2 separate regions of the Mus musculus genome follow, and region 1 is linked to region 2. Evidence: chromatin loops called from intact Hi-C (ENCODE). Cell type or tissue: gastrocnemius. All regions are shown on one strand. Links, peaks and the distances in the headings refer to the core of each region. The heading gives the core; the rest is flanking DNA.

Region 1 (2,905 bases), core at 406-2,905, 51 kb after region 2:
AGGGGTCTGGCATTCTGTCTTCTTGACTGATGTAGAAAAGCCTAGAACACATACTAAGCACTCAACAAATAATAAATAAAACAAGGAAGGTGCCACTTTTGACTGTATGACCTTGAAAGGGTTTTTTCCCTCTCATAACCTCAGTTTCCTTAGATGACAATACTTCCTGGAGAGAGGTGACAATTACATAGACCACTCACTGGGGTGCCATGGTACATGATGAACACCCAAAGTAAACTGTTAGCACACGGCTGCTATACATCACTATTACAGATCACACACACTTGCCTTAAGAATTGTTTTCACCATGAACAGATGATATTTTTACTGGGAAGGTACAGAAGTCTGTCAAACTACTCCTACCTTCTACACAGCTACCACCTAGCTGTGTGACCTTGAACAAACCTCTCCAGTTCTCTACCTCCTCCTCAGCTGTAAACTGAGGGACTAAACCAAGTCAGTTCCAAAAGCATTCATGGGTACCTCCTCCAGCGAGAACTCAGGGTCAGCCACCTACCAAATTCTACATTCCTGAATAGTCAATGGAAAAATATTCACACACACACACTCACACACACACACACACACACACAAAACGGTCTCTAGTCTGTGGCAGGGTTGAAGAGAAACTCCAAATAGCTAAGTGCATTACATCATCTCAATGAGCAATATTTGTAAATACGCAAAGTACTTAATTTTTGAGACACTCATAAGAAGCCTATTACCAATTTTTAAAAAATCAGCAAATTCTGATACCTGTTAGCCCTGAACCTTAAAAAAAAAAATCACCAACATATAAAAAAATCACTTTTCATCTTAGTCAAATGTGTGCTTATGGAGAACCACCTGGGAAAGACAAAGTTATTAACACTCCCTATGGCAACAGTTAAGAATAGGATGTATTTTTTCAATGATATATCTGGCTAAAACCACAGGGAGTGCATTACAAGAGCAGAATGTGCTGCATCTGGACAGGACATAGAGGCCAGTGGCCATTGTTTACAAAAACAGGCTGGGATTATGAATAATGACAAGAGGCCAGGACCTCAGTTATAACTCACAACCACACCTCTCTCAATTCCAATCCAACTGGAGCTCTCAGCATTCAACTACCCCATTCTTGTAATAAATCTGACCAATATTTGCAGTCAAATGGATTGAAGGTCCCTTAGGGCATCTCCTGCATTGACCAAACTGATAATATATATTCTAAAAAAAAATCCTGAAGACACAATGATGACTTCAAACTGCCTTTCAACCTTCTAAGAGATAAAAGGGACTACCCATTTCACACTCTCCCTCTAACCCACATCCAAGGCAATCATCAGAGGGGAGACATGGTCTTTACCAAGTCCTCTAAGATAGAAAAAGGTCTCCTTGCATTGGTGCAGGGAATGGAGTAGGGGCCCCTCCCTCTCTACTCTGAAACAAAGGAAAAACCCAGAGTTCCAACCATGTGGTTTAACATTCAAGGCCACCCACCTCTCCCACTTCCCAGCTAAGGTCTCAATGAACTGTAGCCACATGGCTCTTCCCAGTGACTGGTCAGAAAGGGGCAGTGCCTTGCACAAACACAGACTAGGGCTCCTTCACTGGCATGACACCTCCTAAGGGAAATGCCCGAGAAGGGAAAGCCATGTGGGTATAGGTTTCGATTTGAGAAGCCAATTTAAGCAGTGGACTAGATGAGGAGACAACACTTGATTTCTCCAGGTCCACATTCTGCCTTATCCCTTCACGTTTTTGCTGAAAGGAAATGGACCTTTAAAAAGCATGTATTCTGGAGCAGAGGGCAACAACGCAGAAGGGTTAAACAATTATGTCTTCCTATTTTCCAGTTTCAGCACCACTCTGAGAACCTAACAGCCTAACTCTGTTAAGGTTTAAGTGAGGGGTGGAAACCAGTTTGGATGGCCTTATTCTTTCTGGTCTGTGATCTTTGATTGTATGCAGGGTGACCACGGGCCAGACAAGTACTAGGTACACCCAATATGGCTAGGGACTTCCTGAATTCAGTGTCTTGGCAAATCTCAAGCTTTAATACAGTACCAGAAAAACCCCACCTCTCCCAGGTCTCTCCAAATGGTTTCCCCTTCCCAAGGTTGCCTTTCCACCTGGGCTTCTCTACAACCTTTGAAATAAATGTCCAAACACCTGTCAGATTTCAGCTGTCCTTCAAGGAAGCTTGACTCAAGACACCCAAAGGCAAATAGCAGCTTTTTTTCTCTCTCTCTCCCCGGAGAACCTCCTGCCCCTCCCCCACCCTGCCCAGCCTTTGGGAAAAAACTGCCAAATTAATGGTCAGCCCCACAAAGATATTCCTAAAGCCCTCTTCTAGTGCCTATGGCCCCTGACACTGCTGATCCACCTATGAAACCACCTCTGGGGTCAACTTACCACCTGCTCCACCCAAGAAACAAACGCCCTGAAAATTGGGGTGGAAACGCATGCTTCACCAGTCCGCAGAACATATGCTTTATGCTAATTTTCAAAATCCTTACCTTTGACCTGAGTATCGTACTCTGCGATGATCTCCTTATCCTTTTTGAATTTGGCTGGAGACGTCATGTTTTCCTTCTTTCTTCCAAATCCGAATTGTGAATTGATAGATCCACGGGAAAAATCCAACCACTGATATCAATGCCTCCAAGGCCACTTCTCCCACAGGCAGAGAAATGCCCCGCGGTGGTATCCAGAGCTCCAGGAGAACACGAGCGGCGGGATGGGCAGCCGGCTACTGCACACACATGCAGACTGTGGGCGCTGAGGCCGGGGGTGGGGAAGTGGGGGGCGGCGGCGGCTGGCTTAAGTACTAAAGCCCTAACCACAACCGCAGCATTAACCAGGAGAACTGCAGCGCCCGGAGGCTGGCCTGGGGTCTGACATCAACGACACAGGCTGGGAG
Region 2 (2,909 bases), core at 283-2,782:
CTATGCATAGTCTAGACTATTGTCCTGGTTTGTTTTTTGTCAAGTCAACACAAGTTAGAATTACATGAGAAGAGGAAACTTCAACTGAGAAAATGCCCCATCAAACTGGTCTATGGGCAAACTTATGGTGCAGTTTCTTAATTAAAGATTGATGAGGGAGGGCCCGGCCCATTGGTGTGGTACCATGCCTGAGCAGGTGGTCCTAGATGGTTTAAGAAAATAGAGCTGAGCAAACCATGAAGAACAAGTTTATAAGAACACTCCTCCATGGCCTCTGCTTCTGTTTCTACCTCCAGGTTCCTGCGTTAATTTCTTGCCCTGACATCCCCCAGTGATATATTGTGATCTCAGAATTGTAAAATGAAATACCATTTCCTCCCCACATTGCTTTTGGTCTTGGTGTTTTATTACAGCAAAAGAAACCCTTACTAAGACAACTTCTTTACCAAAACACCAACAAAGGACTCCAGTTCATCTCCATTCTCATCTCGAGAACCACATACAGTGCCACAAAAGGTGGCAGAGTGAAGACAAAGTTCTCAACAGATCATCTACAAGGGATCAAGACACTAGTCTCAAAAGCTCAGTCTAGCCTCTCCCTAACTACCACTCAAGTAACAAGCCAGCAAAGCAACCAGAAAACTTGCACCACTGCCAGGCAACTTTAGCAGAAAGGAGTGGTCCACTGAAAGAGCTACCAATGCTGGATCCCAGGAAGTTGTATAGGGGCAATGAATAGAGGAAAGCATTCACCAGGGGATTAGTATTGTCCAGGGCAGAATCTACACACCTCTGGAGATTGTGAGGCGCCACAGGCAGTTGCCTTCCTCCTTTCTCTCAAAGAATAACAAGCAGGCAATCAGGCCAGAAAACCACTTAGGACGTTACTCTTTTAAAAAATCTTTATAGGGTCAGGGGGAAATGGGTCTCTAGGCAGTGTGTATTCCCTGCAGAATCTTGGAGATGAGGTGAGAATCCCATTCCAGATCTGTTTAACACTTGTGGTCACTTGTTCCTATCACTGGGGGACAATGTTTACTTCATTTAATTTATCCTAATTCTGGTCACCATTATCAAAGATTGTCATCCATCTGTACCCTCTCATAGAGTCTTAAACACAGCTTGTCATCTGTTCTTCCAAAACAAAAATGTCAAAGACAACATCAGGAAGAGAGGAAGAGGGAGGCAGGAAAGGAGAAAGAAGGAAAGAAGGAAAAAAGAAGAGAAGGAGGGAGGGAGGGAGGGAGGGAGGGAGAGAGAGAGAGAGAGAGAGAGAGAGAGAGAGAGAGAGAGATCAGTCACCCTACTTCTAAAATAGCAAAAAAAGTGGAACAGGAAGAATAATTAGGGAACTAATATACAGGCTTAGTTTTATTTCCAGAGCTGGGTTAATATCCTTTTACTTATGTGTAAATGAAATTGCCAATTAAAAACACTACTAGGAAAAAACAAAAAGAAAAAAAAGGAGAAAAGCAGGACTAAACTCTAAGATATTTTAACACAGAAAATAAGAATTGGTGAGGATTTAACTGCCTCACTATTTATGTTGTAAGTTGCCTTTACCTCAAAAGGATCAGGGAATTCGCCATGGGTTAAAAGAAGGTAAGTCAGAATCTAGCACAATTCCAGCCACCAAAACCATCAGACGACTTCTAATCCTGACAGCTCCTCTAGCTTCTCTATAAGAAAATCTATAGGAACCAAAACTCAGCTACTCAAGGATTGACTTCTCTCTATCAAAAGATTCCACAAGTGACTGAGACTCATATGTGAGAATCACCCAAAAAATAACCTTACAAAGTCAGGAGATATAAAATAGATACCCAACCTAAACAAGAAACCGTCTACAGACAATCTCCTGGTTCCTAATTTTATGAGTTTTGTTTCACTAGGTATCTTTTTTTTTTCTTCAGACACACCAGAAGAGGGTCTCATAACACATGGTTGTGAGCCACCATGTGGTTGCTGGAATTTGAACTCAGGACCTTCGGAAGAGCAGTCAATGCTCTTAACCACTGAGCCATCTCTCTAGCCCTTTACTGAGTATCTTAAAGCATAGCCTTAAATCTTTCTGCTCTGTATTTTGGTTAGAAAAACTAAGTTAAAATGGGCTTTGTAATTAAAGCAAAATGAATCTTTCTAGGTGGCACAGCTACACTGGAACTTCACTTGTTTCAAAATATGTATCTGTCAAGTTCAGAACCTTTGCTTGGATAAAACTCATGTAGTAGAAGCATGGGTATAAAGATGATTGCAAGTATAATACGCTATAGAGAGAATTAGAGACGGTATCTCCTTCATGAATGATCAAAGTGTCTTCTAAATCAAATGAGGATACCCTGTATCACAAACCAGATAGCAAGTAGTTAAATAAACTTGTCTTTTTATTAATCTCACTCCAATTACACTTTGGTCAATTTAAAAGCACACTCCTACCAATGTTTGCTTTTTTTTTTTTTCCTTTTTAAACAGTCTGTGCTCACATCATCATTTAAAACAAAAGACCTTACATGCTTACAAAAAGAATGGAGATGGGCCAGCTTCAGGACACATGCTACTTGGGGAGGAATGACTGTCTCTAAGAAATAGCTCTATACCTCTCTGACAACCCCACAATAAGCTAGCTATACACAAATGCCTGAAATAATGAAGTTTATCAAGAAAATGAACAGTTGGCAAAATCAAGGCTTCTAGTCCAAAGGACTAGGCTTGCAGCTGGTTTGGCCAGTCATCAAAAAATCTGAATTTAAATGGCAGACACATTCACTGTGGCCTGTAACAAAACAACTGGGGTGTCAAAGGCTCATTTCCTTTACACCCTATACATCTCCTGCCAATAAAAAGAGGAAGCATGTTTTGGTGTTCATAGCACATCTTGGGTAGTTTCTATTCTCATCAGTCAGTCTCTG

The links. A loop is a pair of places that touch in the nucleus more often than their neighbours do. Peaks named below come from ENCODE experiments on the same cell type or tissue, not always from the same donor. Only the 100,000 strongest peaks of a DNase experiment are listed, where the experiment ranks them.
Region 1: it touches region 2 in a loop (2.3-fold over the local background); 9 of 42 quality-filtered maps call a loop at or near these places.

What each region holds. Positions count from the first base shown.
Region 1 is chr1:131,522,437-131,525,341 of GRCm38, forward strand. It overlaps Srgap2 (SLIT-ROBO Rho GTPase activating protein 2), which reads right to left. Exons shown (of 23, transcript NM_001081011.2): 2 at 2,502-2,905. The coding sequence starts at 2,568. Among named protein-coding and RNA genes, the nearest start is that of Srgap2, 3.5 kb to the right of the region's middle. In gastrocnemius, for the core only: no CTCF peak of the experiment used is centred there; DNase peaks (open chromatin) are centred at 1,534 and 2,286; H3K4me3 peaks cover 2,366 bases; H3K27ac peaks cover 1,889 bases.
Region 2 is chr1:131,471,098-131,474,006 of GRCm38, forward strand. All of the region lies in intron 2 of Srgap2 (SLIT-ROBO Rho GTPase activating protein 2), which reads right to left. Among named protein-coding and RNA genes, the nearest start is that of Srgap2, 55 kb to the right of the region's middle. In gastrocnemius, for the core only: no CTCF peak of the experiment used is centred there; no DNase peak of the experiment used is centred there; H3K27ac peaks cover 68 bases.